2 separate regions of the Homo sapiens genome follow, and region 2 is linked to region 1. The links are chromatin contacts, found by Hi-C or POLR2A ChIA-PET in ENCODE. All regions are on one chromosome and are shown on one strand. Each heading gives the region's core, a stretch centred on a gene start or an enhancer-like site at or near the end of the contact. The rest is flanking DNA. Distances are from core to core; before and after follow the strand shown. Region 1 has its middle 71 kb from the start of GALR1. Region 2 has its middle 360 kb from the start of LINC01029.

Evidence for each region. A loop is a pair of places that touch in the nucleus more often than their neighbours do. ChIA-PET counts read pairs that join two places held with the same protein, here RNA polymerase II (POLR2A).
Region 2: a loop to region 1 is called in a map of dorsolateral prefrontal cortex, with 5 times the contacts of the local background. The contact joins two enhancer-like sites. A Hi-C loop is called at or near these places in 1 of 168 maps with a recorded cell type or tissue (dorsolateral prefrontal cortex). POLR2A ChIA-PET finds 5 or more read pairs at or near these places in 1 of 52 experiments (activated CD4-positive, alpha-beta T cell).

What each region holds. Positions count from the first base shown.
Region 1 is chr18:77,317,476-77,324,371 of GRCh38, forward strand. No RefSeq gene overlaps it. Among named protein-coding and RNA genes, the nearest start is that of GALR1, 71 kb to the left of the region's middle. Within about 2 kb of position 4,461, at least 2 of the 41 ENCODE cell types and tissues checked have a DNase peak (open chromatin) inside an H3K27ac peak, as active enhancers do.
Region 2 is chr18:77,631,092-77,637,987 of GRCh38, forward strand. It overlaps the pseudogene LOC100421527. Among named protein-coding and RNA genes, the nearest start is that of LINC01029, 360 kb to the right of the region's middle. Within about 2 kb of position 4,545, at least 4 of the 41 ENCODE cell types and tissues checked have a DNase peak (open chromatin) inside an H3K27ac peak, as active enhancers do.

The DNA of each region.
Region 1 (6,896 bases), core at 3,211-5,710:
CTCAGTGTTTCCTTGTTTTTTATGATCTTGACAGTCTCCATTACCTGTGGTGGTAAGTTTTGAGGGTGTACAGCCATGCCTGCCATTTATGGATTGTCTATGGCTGATTTCACACTGCAACAGTGGAGCTGAGTCATGCAGCAGAGTCCAGACGGTGGGCAAAGAGGAAAAAATTCACGATCTCACCCTTTGTGGAAAAAGTTTGCCCATTCTGTTCGAAACTATTGGCCTGTCTTCCTTTGGTAGACTTCAAATTCCTTGAGCACAGGAATCTATCTTTTTATCTCAGTGCCGATTAACCTTCATAAATCTCATTATACGTGCTTAATAAATGTTGACCATTAAATGAGGAAAGACTTCCAATGTGTCTAAAGATAGGAGGTTCCGATAATTGGGTAATTTTTCAGTGAGTTATTTTCTAGAGGGAATTTAATCACATGATACCTAAATCCTATATTCTCTTTTTAACTGGCTGTCTACCTTTTGTCAACTTGTCAAGGAGAGTTTCTGATTTCTATAGTGAGAACTTTTTTCTTGCAGAATTCCTTTCTCAAATACAGATAAGATTTGCTGCACCTTTTAATTCCTTTGAAGACAGATGATTTCCTTGAACAGATTTGAATTTCAAGAAACCAAGAAGTTTGATGGGCTTGGAAAAATATACCTAGGTTTTAAAATATACTTGGGATATTTTCCAAGTTTTAAGAAGAATGTTTGTCTTTTCAATGTGACTTGGGTACCTTGGTTTGCTTAATCACAGGTGTCATTGCCAAGCAAAAGACTAAGCCAGGCCTTACCTGCTTTTGGCAGCATTTCGCGATGCTATGTTTTGGGGGCTTTTCTGACTTTATCTCTAATTCTTAGAATTTTCAGAGATAGAATAAGGGGTCTGTTGGGACATGGACTTGGGACCTAACTCAGTTTCCCAGTTCGCTTTGGGTATCAGACATGTCTAGTATCACATGGATTCCCAAATCCATCCTGCCTGGTGCAGAGGGGGAATATCCAGGTTTGAAAAGCTGTAGCGTTATTTTAGGGCCATCCTTTAAAATCCAGTTTTCATTCCATTAGTTTAATAGAGCAGCTTCTGTTGTAGGGTTTATTTTCTAGGTTGAATTTAATAGGATTTTTTTTCCTTTAGTAATTTGTGTGTCTGTGGTATGGATGGATAGGTCTTTAAGTGATTTCTGTGTTTGAATCCTCATAATAGACAACAGCTGTTGCCATAGGATGACCTTCCTGGGAAGATCTAGATGAGGCTGAGACCAAGGACTCTGTTCCCATCAGAGAGGATTTAGGAAAAGCACTCTCTTTTCAGTGCTTTCAGTGGGTCCTTGCTGGGAACCTAGCTGAAATACTGAGAAGAATGTGGAAGGAAAGCCTCTCTGAGCCCCCAGCTCACCGTGTGGAGCTTCAGTTTACTGGAAAAATAAGGTTATTTCTAAGTTTCTTTCCAGCTTTGACATTGAAGGGCTTTATGGTTCATTTACTGGAATAAAACTAAAATTCTTAGAAGAAAGGTGCCCTAAATATTGCCTTATTGTGTTATTCATTTTTTGACAAATGCACTTTAACATTTAATTTTGATCTAATAACATGTAATCATTATTTGATGGTTCAAGACAAAAAGAAAGGCCTGGTTTCTACCAAGACAGTGAGCTGCAACTGGGCTGTAACTAAATTGCCTTCCCTGTAGCACACCACGTTATTAGTTTTCTTTTTTTAATTTGCCAGCAGCCTCTGTTGAGTATATTTTTATTATTATACCCTCTTTCATTTAAGAACTTCTTCCTCATGCTCGTAAGGCATATACCTACATGATTACATTATGAATAGAAACTAAATTAAAATACAAACTCTGGTCAAACCCTCTTGGGTACGGTAGTTTGCATAATTTTGAAATTCTAATATATTTTACCAGTTCTTTTTGCCATTTTCAGTTTTCACAGTTGCTTTGTGTGAATATGTGGGACACTCCTCAGAGTTATGCATGTTGTAGCATACTAGGTCTATTTTGTGGACAGTAAGATAGTAACCCAGAGATACTCAGTAAAAATCCATTTATGAGTAAAAATCCACTTGTCCCCAGTAGATTTTTAGAGTATTTTAATTTTCTGTGCTTTTTTTTTTTTTTTTTTCTATTTTTGTCACGACTGAAGGTTTTTCCTCTGTGGCTCAGGGTTTTTTTTTGGGGGGAAATGTTGGTTTCTCCTCATTTTGAGGGACCTGGCAGCCTTAGCAGTAAAGGCAAGACCACGTTTTCTATTCATGCAGGTTCGTAACCCTTTAGAAAAGATAAAGAAGTAAAACAAAGGATTAGGATTTACATTTATTCACCTCTCCTATTTCTCCTCCTCCTCCTCCTCCTCTTCCTCCTTCTCTGTTTCAGCAGTGAAATTTTACGAAAAATGTGTTTACTTAAATATATGTTTGTCACTTAATCACCTAAGGAATTTCATTTCTCAGTATGGGATAAAAGAGAAGAGTAGGAATATACGTGTGCTTATGAACGAGATGCAGCAGGCCCTTCTTAAGGGCCTGCGGGTCCCTCTGCACATGGAAATACAGGAAAACCTTGAGTTCTTTCCTGAGAAGTAAATAAGCAATGTTATAAGCAAGAAGGTAATAGTAGCTTAAAACAATTGCCAAGGAAGCTCGAGTCGCGGGAAGCTAAAGATAACATCCTCATATATGTCCCTGAGTTGTTTTGGGGGAGCCTGGCCCCCCACCAAACAGATCTACTGGCACATAGACCTCGGATAAAGGGAAGCTGAGACTGAACTCGGACCACTGCTCTTTGTTCTAAATTTCCTCCTGAGGGGTCTAGAGGAGGTCCCCCTGGTGAGCCAGAGCTAAGGTTCCTTTCTGCTGACCCCAGCTTTTAAACAGATTTTCTCTTCTTTAACCAGTTGCAAATCAGAAAATCTTTGAATCCACCTATGACCTGTAAGCCCCCGCCTCAAGATAATTCACCCTTTTAGACCAAAACCAGTGTGTAACCTTCATATGTTGATTTACTATTTTCCCTGTAATTTCTGCTTTTCTGAATTTTACCTTTGCCTTTAAAAAACCCTTTCCTGCAAGGTATTGGAGGGTCAGAACTTAAGCACTAGCCTCATGGTCCCCCGTGCTCGGCGCCCTGCAAATAAACACCTCCCTTTCTCCACTGCAAGCCTTAGTGTGGACATCTGGTCTAACTGCATGGGAGAGCTGACCCCGGTTTGGTTTGATAACATGAGCAGAGTATTCAATTAAAAAAAATTTAAACTTCCAAAGCATATCAGGATTGGGAATTTCTGGGAAGGTGGCAATGTGGTATCCCTCTTACAAGACGCTTTTTTCTGGCTGGTCCAACTCACCACCCCAAATATAGCTAATATAAAGTAAAATACTAAACTCACTCTTTGGAGCATGTTGCTGCCCATGCACCATGGAACACTGCTGCACAAAGATTCTGGTCAATATGAGATTGATATATGTGCCACCCTGACTTGAGACACTACAAACAGTAGCAACAAACATGGACACTTGTGAATGTGTACAGCCTGGAGGCCAATAAGTGTGCTGATAATTGTCCCGTGACTGTTTTGAAATCCTGATGTGGCTGAGGGCACCTGTTCTTCTGCTGGGATTGCTGGTGCTTGTGATCCTCTCTCAGTGTGGCTGCGTAGTCTATGATTCCCCTAGAGACACATGCTTGTGTTTCCTGCTATTATTTAAGCCTTGGCAGTCCTTGAAGGAGCTATTAATAACCTGTGAAGAAGATTGTACTAAAGGCTGCTTGAAAAGCCTGGCACGGCAGGACGCAATCTTCCACATAAACACTTCACACTTCTGTAGACTGCTGTGAAAGCCATCTCAAAGACAACCTTACAAAAATGTTATTGTCAGCATTTTAGACAGTACATACATTTGTTTATTATGTGTGTAAATATATTTACTATATTAAACATTTTGCGTACTAAATATATTATTAACAAATGTAGTTAATAGATTAAATATATCAATTAACCAATAATAAATATATTTAATATATCAGATAAATTAACCAGTAGTTAATATATTTAATATATTGATTAATGTTTAACACAATAATGTTTATCGTATTAACAATTTATACAATAATTAATAATTTAATACAATAAACATTATTGTATTAAACTACTTATTGTATTAAATTATTAAAAGCATAAACATAATTATTATTTGATATTTAGCAATATTTAGTATACTAAATATATTTAATGTGTGTATATATATCTTTATATATGTATACACACATAAGCATACATGATATACATGTAGGTATATGTATACACACAGATGCATATGTATGGTGTATTCATACACACAGAATTTTCTGGCTCCTGTTCCGTGTTCTGCGGCTTCCTCCTTCTGAGAGATCCACCCCCTCACTTTCTGGTACCTCTGCCAGCCCTGCCCTCCATCCTCTGACCTCTGGAGTCTGAAGGTCAGTCGACTCCTGAGTCCTAGCTGCCCTGCACGTGCACGCGCACACGTGTGCTGGGGAGGAGGAGCTCCTTTTTTCAGGGAGTGACTCACCTCCCACATCTGCCTGTCCCTTATCTCTCTCCAGTGCCTTCCATGGTTGTTTTCTGTATTTCATTCTGAGTTTATCGTTGTTACCTGCAGAAGGGTTAGTCCTGTACAAATGACACAGCCGTTATCAGAAGTGAACAGCTGTGTTTATTCCAAATAAAAGAGTGAGGAAAGACTAGAACATTTATCTGTGCGACGCAAGTCCTTTTAAATGATCAGGCCCAGAGAGGCATTAAAATAAGCTGGTAATCGCGTCCTGCTCCCCCGACTTTGAGCTGTGCGTTCTCCTGAAACTGCTTGCACTGCGAGCAGTTATAAATTAACTGAATAATGCTGCACTGGACACTGGACACTCTAATCCATACTCTGAAGCTTAACAATGTCTAGCCAATCAACAGCTTATGTTATTTTAAGGTAAATTCTTGGTAAACAACTCAGAAACTGCCTCTTCTTTCCCTTTAAAAATCCACTTGTTACTGCTGCTAATGAGAGTGTACGTTCAGGGCACCTTGAATCTGTGCTCCCAGGCTGCAGTACTAAGGTTTGGCTCAAATCAGCTCTCTACTTACGCAATTTGGGCCAAGCCTTAGTACTGCAGCCTGGGAGTGTAGATTCAGCTTTTCCTGTTAGGTCAACAAGAGATCAAACGTTCAGAGATGTAGAGGTACAGATTTGCTGGATCAGACGGACTCGAAGCAACCATGCAGCACTTCCCTCATCGCCAAGGAGCAGGAGAGGCAAGCCCCGTGGTCAGGCCTGGTCCTGATGTGGCAGGAAGGCCGATGGGATCTGCACCCAGGGAGTCAGGGCTCACTCCGCAGGGCTGTCACGGGGAGTCTGGATTTCACTCCGAGTGCACACTCAGGTTGGAGATTTTGAAAGTTTGCTCCAGTTGCTGTGTAGAGGGTAGACCATGGAAGGGCAGAACCCTGTTAGGAAACTTTTATTTTAGGCAAATGATACATGATAGTGGCATGGATTTAGTGGTGTGATCTGGGCGTGAAAAGCGGTTTATTTGGGATGTAACTTGAAGTTAGAGTCAACAGGATTGGCTGTGAGAGGTAGAAGTAAAAGAGAAACACAAGATAACTCTCAGGATTTTTATCTGAGCTACTGAAATGGGACTGATTTATGTAGAATGGAGGCTGGGGAATGAGGAATCAAAGCTATTCTTTGGACATTTTAAAATCGGAAGTGCTTTTTGGACATCCGAATGGAGATTATCAAGTAGAGAGTGGAAATACGTGAACATGGAATTTAGCAGAAAAGTTGGGACTGGAGATACAATTGTGAGTGTCATCAAATCAGGAATAAATTGCATTTAGAATCTTGGGTCATCCAAATTGAGTGTCGACGAATCAGAGGGATGAAGAACGAGCCCAGAGCGCTCCAGTGTTGAGTGGGTTGAAAGAGGAGTGAACAGCTGTGTTGTAGGACATATGCCAGGAGCATGTGACATCGCATAGCCAAGTGAGGAAGGTGTTTCGGGAAGAAAGGTGTGTGCAGTGCCGAGGGGAAGACAAGGACTCAGAGTGACCATTGGCACCCCACAGGCTGTGTCAAATCTAAACTTGATTAAGTGAATATTCTATGCTACAGCATTATTTGCCACAGACCCCTCTGCACTGAGGTCATGGAAATTTTTAAATGTACAAATAATGGCTTAATAAGTCCCTCTCCCAGGAACTGAAGCTTAATAGAGTTGGAGCCACATCTCTCTTGTTCACATTTAGAGCACCTCCTGTAGCGAGTACTCAATAAACACTTGCCAAGGGAGCACGTGCCAGGGCATCGGGGAAGCATGTCACACGGGGTGGTGGTGAACGGCTTAGGAGCTGTGCGAACAGCATGGTGACAGCAAGCTGGCTTGCTGCAATGACATCCGGTGTGTCCTCGGCAGGTTGGATGAAGGTGGGAGGAATGGGCTCTTCAAATGGAAATTCCAAATCTGGAGTTGAAATCGTCTCTGGCAGCAGAGAAGGAGCATCTCTGTTCCAAAATCCTGGGCACTGGAAATATATTTTCCCAATAAATTCTTTCAGAAGTGTTTCCATGTGTTCTCAGCAACACTGCCAACTGCCGAGAGGACTTTCACGATATCACAGACAATGTAAGTGAGTACAAACAAAAAATCATCCACTGAAGAGAAGTGCAGCTAAATTAGAAAATGCAGATTAAAACCTGTTACTGTGCCATACACGCTCACACAGTGCAAGTGCACTAAAAAGATAAAATCCAAGGTTGTGGGGACTATTTTGAAATACTTTGCATGTGGCAATATCCAATAAAAATAGCGCTGCTAGTGCTTCTTGATTTGAAATTCAACTTTGGGGAAT
Region 2 (6,896 bases), core at 3,295-5,794, 310 kb after region 1:
CTCTGTGTGGGGGATCTAACCCCACATTTCTTTTCTGCACTGCCCTAGTAGATGTTCTCCATGAGGACCCACCCTCTAGCAAACTTCTGTCTGGACATTCAGGCATTTGCATACATCTTCTGAAAGGTAGGTGGAGGTTCCCAAACCTCAATTTTTGACCCAAATGCACCTGCAGGCCCAACACCACATGTAAGCTGCCAAGGCTTGGGGCTTGCACCCCCTGAATCAAAAGCCTGAGCTGTACATAGGCCCCTTTTAGCCATGGCTGGAGCTGAAGCAGCTGGGATGCAGGTCTCCATGTCTAGGCTGCATAGTGCAGGGAGTCTTGATCTTGATCCAGGAAACCATTTTTTTTCCTTCTAGGCCTCCTGGCTTGTGTTGGGAGGGGCTGCTGTGAAGACCCCTGACATGTCCTGGAGACATTTTCCCCATTGCTTTGGTGTTTAACATTAGGCTTCTCATTACTTATGCAAGTTTCTGCAGCTCGCTTGGATTTCTCCTCAGAATTTTTTTTTCTATCATATTGTTGGGCTGCAAATTTCCAGAATTTTGTGTTCTGCTTCCCTTTTAAACATAAATTCCAAATCCAAACCATATCTTTGAGAATACATAAAACTGAATGCCTTTAACAGTACTCAAGTCACCTCTTGAACACTTTGCTGCTTAGAAATTTCTTCTGCTAGATGCCTTAAATCAACTCCCTCAAGTTCAAAGTTCCACAGATCTCTAGGGCAGGGGCAAAATGTGACATCTCTTTACTAAAACAAAGCAGGAGTCATCTTTGCTCCAGTTCCCAACAAGTTCGTCATCTCTATCTGAGACCACCGCAGCCTGGACTTTATTGTCCATGTCGCTATCAGCATTTTGGTCAAAGCCATTCAACAAATCTCTAGGAAGCTCCAAACTTCCCCACATTTTCCTGTCTTCTTCTAAACCCTCCAAACTGTTCCAGCCTCTGCCTGTTACCCAGTTCCAAAGTCATTTCCACATTTTCAAGTATCTTTACAGCAGCACCCCACTCTACTGGTACCAATTTACTCTATTAGTCTGTTCTGACACTGCTGATGAAGATAAACCCGAGACTGGGTAATTTACAAAGGACAGAGTTTTAATGGACTCCACAGTTCCACATGGGTTGGAGGCCTCACAATCATGGTGGAAGATGAAAGAAGAGTAAAGGGATGTCTTAAATGGCAGCAGGCAAGAGATAGTGTGTGCAGGGGAACTGCCCTGTATAAAACCATCAGATCTTATGAGACGTATTCACTACCATGAGAACAGCATGGGAAAGACCTGCCCCCATGATTTGATTACCTTCCACTGGGTCCCTTTCATGACATGTGGGAATTATGGGAGCTACAATTCAAGATGAGATTTGGGTGGGGACACAGCCAAAGCATATCATGTGGCAACCCCAGGGTTGCTGTGAGCCCATTCAGAATCATTCTTTGCTCAATTAAAATCTGTTAAATTTAATTTTTTTAGCACCATCATAATTCACTGATGTGGAAAACACTGGCTTTCAAGCCATGGAACAGACGGCAGGGTGGGTGTGGGTCCCAACAGCCCTGGTTTTTCTGGGTGTTGGTAGAGAGAAGAGCAGTCTTTAAATGGAGACTCTTATTTCAGTTCCAAATACTTTGAAAAGCACCATATTCCCCTGAAAACAGAGTAGAAGAAGCAGCAGTGACCCTGCATATTGGGTGGGTGGGAAGGGAGAGTGAATCTGCCTTACAGGAGGGCGGGCGGAGGGTGGGGTTTCTGGCGCTCTGGACCCCAGGAAGTCACTCACGCGCTCTGTTTCTACAGGCTTGGGACCCAGAAAGAGCAGAGTATTTTCTCACTTCCCCTTTGTGCTGCTTGGAAGTTTTGCCAGCTGTCTGCATGACCATCTTGACTTTCCTCAGGGTTTTTCTGCCACTTTCTTTCTGGCTTAACGTTCCCTTCAGCTTCGATCTGTTCTTCCTTTTTGTTGCCTTCTTCCACAAAGCCTGCTGGCTTCATTCTTTCTCATGTTTATTTCCAGTTCAGTGATGAGCATCGTGGTCTATCCATTCAATATCTGCAGAGCTCTGAATCCTCGTCTCCAATGCATTGCTCATTACAGGTTGTTTTGCAGGTATTTGGTGCCTGTTGAACCACACCTGGGCCCCCCTGCCTCTGCCCAGGCCCAGGGGCCACCTGTGGGCTTGGTCCTCAGCTTTGAGAACCTTGTGTGCTCTGCCAGTATCATCTTGATTTTTGTCGGGATGCAGTCACAGGGGTAACTGCTGCACACCCTCATTTCCTCATCCAACCTCCCCATCAGGATGGCCTGCAGAACTTGAGAAGGCCTTGGACAGATGCAGCAGGAGCCAGGAAGGGCTGGTCCATCTGATGATAGGACTCAAAACCTGTGTTTGTTTGTCTGTTCTCACACTGCTATAAAGAACTGCCAGAGACTGTGTACTTTATAAAGAAAAGAGATTTAATTGACTCACAATTCTACATGGCTGGGGAGGCCTCAGGAAACTTACAATCATGGCAGAGGGGAAGAGGCATGTCTTACATGGCAGCAGGTGAGAAGGAGAGAGAGAGGGGGAGAGAGAGAGAGAGGAGAGTGAAAGAGAGAAAGAGAAGCAAAGGGGGAAAAGCCCCTTATAAAACCATCAGATCTCATGAGAACTCACTCACTATCATAAGAGCAGCATGGGGGTAACTGCCCCCATGATCCAGTCACCTCCCACCAGGTCCCTCCTCCAACACATGGGGATTATAGTTCAGATTACAATTCAAGATGAGATTTGGGTGGAGACACAGCCAGAGCATATCAAGACCTAGAGCTTCCTTCTCTGTTTCTCCCCTCATGGAAGTTCTGGTCACTTCCTCCTGCTTCTCCCCACCACCGTCTGCCATCGGCCACACTCAGTTACTCCTGAGCAGTTCTAAGGCACACCTTTGGGCTCCATTGGCAGTTGGCGTGGGGGGAAATATTTTAAGTCAAGGCCAAAAGAAACAGCTCTTTGCATCTGGCCTGTGGGTCATGAGGAGACTCACAGCTATCCCCAGCTCACTAGAAAGATTTGATCCCCCAGGGCCACTGAGCGTTCCCATTTGACCTTCTCTTTGCGTCTCCCCTTCAAGAGTGGAGGGGGGCTCCAGCCACCAGGCTCATCCCTGATGCAAGAGTGGGTGAGAGAATGGAATTGAGCCCAGCCCAACTTGCCGTATGTGAATATCATTCCTTAAGTGGGTGGGGAGATCCAAGGTCTCCACAGCCCCTGCCTACAGTTCCTTCTGGAAAACAACCTTCTGGGTCATGGAACACTTCCTGTGTTTAGCTAATCTCACTTTTGCTGTGAGGAGGAAGTTTCTTTTCTTCTGCTTATAGAGAGGTGATGAGATGATGGACATGGGTCTGTATTTACTTCCCTTGACTCGTTGTTTTGTTTTCCACTACAAAAATAGCTTTCAGAAAGAAAAAGGGCTACATAATACAGGGGGGATGAAAGAAGCTCAGATGCTGTGTAAAATGCAGAACAATAACAGCTCCTGGAATGTTACTGATGCTTCTGCCATTCCAGCTGCTGCCGCTGAGCTGTCACAAGAATCAGGAGAGCCTCCTCAATGCCAGTACCGCGGGAGTGCTTGCTGCTAACCACTATTGTTACCTAAGTGACTCCTTGTGAGGAGCAGAAACCATCTTCCCTATTTCACTAGTGGGGCGAATGAGGGCTACAACATTTAGGAACCACATCCACGGCTCGTGTCAGAGCTGAAATTAGAGATACATCTTTCTTATCACAAAACCCAGGTTGGTAATTTCCATGCTAGAATGCTACCAATTCACTTTATTAAACACAGGATTTTGTAAAGTATGCATACCGCTCAAAACTCTTGAAACCCTTTCTAACACTAACAGTCAATACAGGTAATATATATAGTAAATCCATGGATTCCCATTTTAAATCCGTATCCTATATTACTTCATAGCATCCTCAGAGACCATGAGATGCAGAATGCCTATGTAAAAATTCTGCAATGAACCATTCATTTTCGATTCCACATTCCTATGATGAATAAGTGGTATGCATGGGATATGTAAGTACAATTAGCATTCATGGTTTAATCTTCCTTCACTGATAAAACATGCAATTGTCCAATCCTGTGATAAGATTTTTTTAAATTTGGGAACATTTTACTGTGTTGTCAGAGACAACCTCTCAGAACTGGTATTATTTTGTTCTCAGTTCCTGTTTGTACAAAACTTGACACATATGAGCAAGTCTGATGTACCTGCACAAGGAATATATGCATATTTTAAAAGTTGCTAGCATATTGAAAGAGGAGGTAGGAGGGCGGGAGATAACCCCGAGAAATCTGCAGAAGGGGGAATTTAATCCCACAAAGACACCAGGAAGGAGAGCAGGAGACCAAGCCCCACCCTGACTTTCCACAGGGGCTTGGATGAGCTCCCGAGGGCAGGCGCTCGCACAGCCTGAGTCTCAAACACACCATGCTCTTTTCCTCTGCGAGTTGCTAACCAGCGATGTTCAGGGATGTAATCATATCAGGGCCTCAGCTACTCCCACATGTGAAAGAGCTTCCCTGGCAAACGCTTGGTTTGAATCAAGCCAGCTTGACGGAGCTGCTGCTGTGAAGAGCTCAGAGAAATTTGGCAGAAATTCCGGGAACAGTTTTCAGTTCTCTTTAAGAGAAACACTCAGTGTGAATCACACAGCGTGATGTACATTTGGACAATTTTACCTTCTTGTATTTTTCAGAGCAGTTTCAAAGTTGAATATCAATTATATCTAAAAAAATGTTTCCCAGTGGGTGTAGCTTCTGGATGGAAAGCACGGAGTTTTCTTATGTTGGTTGGTAGTAAATAGTGTGGAGAGGCCTCACTCAGGGTGAATTCCGGCCATGTCCCCATTATTACAGCACTGTGCACCAGCAGTGTTGGTCCTGGCAGTGTGGCGTGGCCACATGTGTCCATTTCAGTCCTGCCAGGGTCTCTGATTTTCTGTTCACTGCTGCCATGTCGATTGCCCATTGAAAGCCTGTACTGTGTTTGCAAATGCAAGCTGCCTCAAAGCTGGTAAGTAATTTTCTTATGCAGAGGTTGATTTCACAAAAAGAAATGACACGATGAAAGCCAAAACAATTTCCTAATCCTCACGCTCTTTTTTCCTGTCTTTTATGGACACAATAAATAGAATATCGACGTTGTTTACAAAGAATATTTACTCATTTGGTTAGTTAGCACTGAAAACAAATCATGTGGGGTTGATGAAATTTAGACTGTTATCTAAAACTGGACACTTTTATTGTTATTATTATATTTGTCTTATCAATTTTATGTCAGTGTAAATCTAGCAGGATTTTGAGTTTTGTGTATGCAGAGGACTTTCATCACCTACAGGATCTGGCAACCTATGGATTTGATAAGTGGGTTGGCACATTGATGTTTTTGCACTAAATATTACAATCAATTCACCACATGTGTATTGTTGTGTGCCATGTCCCAGGATTTGTGTTAAGGAATAAAGGCATTAAGAAGATGAATCCATTGGAGTTTCTGCCCTCAAGAGATCTGTAGTTTAATGAGGAGAGGAGTTTATAGATAGTCACAAAACAATCAAAGTAAGGTACTGCATACAGAGCTCAAAGAATAGGAAAATTATACACAAGGTGGAAAGGAATGCTGTGTGGGGAGTGGTCAGGAAAGTCTCCATAGAAAAATTGCATTAAGGATATTTCTTAAGGAATGGAAAGGTTTTGTAGGGCAGAGTTGGATCATTGAGAAACTCACTGTGGTGGCAGGTATGTCATAAGCAAAGTTGAAGGGCTGCAAAACCATGACACAGACTCAGTCCAAGAAACAATCCATCTACCTATTACAAGTCACCCGGGGAAAAAGGAAAACAGGCTGATAAGGCAAAATGACACAGCATGCACCCTCCCCCTGTGAGTGTGTGAATACTGAAGCCTCACACTCGTGTGTCATGTGGGTTACTTTTTTTTCAAAGCAACTTTTTGGGAATCCATTCCAAAATGGCCGAATAGGAATAGCTCCGGTCTGCAGCTTCCAGCCTGATCGACGCAGAAGACGAGTTATTTCTGCATTTCCAACTGAGGTACCTGGTTCATCTCACTGGGACTGGTTGAACAGTGGGTGCAGCCCACAGAGGGTAAGCTGAAGCAGGGCAGGGCATTGCTTCACCTGGGAAGCACAAGGGGTCGGGGGATTTCCCTTTCCTAGCCAAGGAAAGCTGTGACAGACTGTACCTGGAGGAATAGTACACTCCTGCCCAAATACTGTGCTTTTCCAATGGTCTTAGCAAATGGCACACCAGGAGATTATATCCCACGCATGGCTCCACAGGTCTCACACCCATGGAGCCTTGCTCACTGCTAGTGCAGCACTCTGAGATCGAACTGCGAGGTGGCTGCCTGGCTTGGGGAGGGACATCTGCCATTGCTGAGGCTTGAGTAGGTAAACAAAGAGGGTGGAACCAGGTGGAGCCCACCACAGCTCAACAAGGCCTGCCTGCCTCTGTAGACTCCACCACTGGGGGCAGGTCATAGCTGAACAAAAGGCAGCAGAAACCTTTACAGACATAAACGTCCCTTTCTGACAGCTCTGAAGAAAGCAGTGGTTCTCCAAGCATGGTGTTTGAAATCTGAGAACAGACAGACCACCTCCTCAAGTGGGTCCCTGACCCCCTGTGTAGCCTAACTGGGAGGCATCTCCCAGTAGGGGCCGACTTGACACCTCATACAGCTGAGTGCCCCTCTGGGACAAAGCTTCCAGCGGAAGGATCAGGCAGCAATATTTGCTGTTCTGCAGTCTCTGCTGGTGATACTCAGGCAAACAGGGTCTGGAGTGGACCTCCATCAAAATCCAATAGACC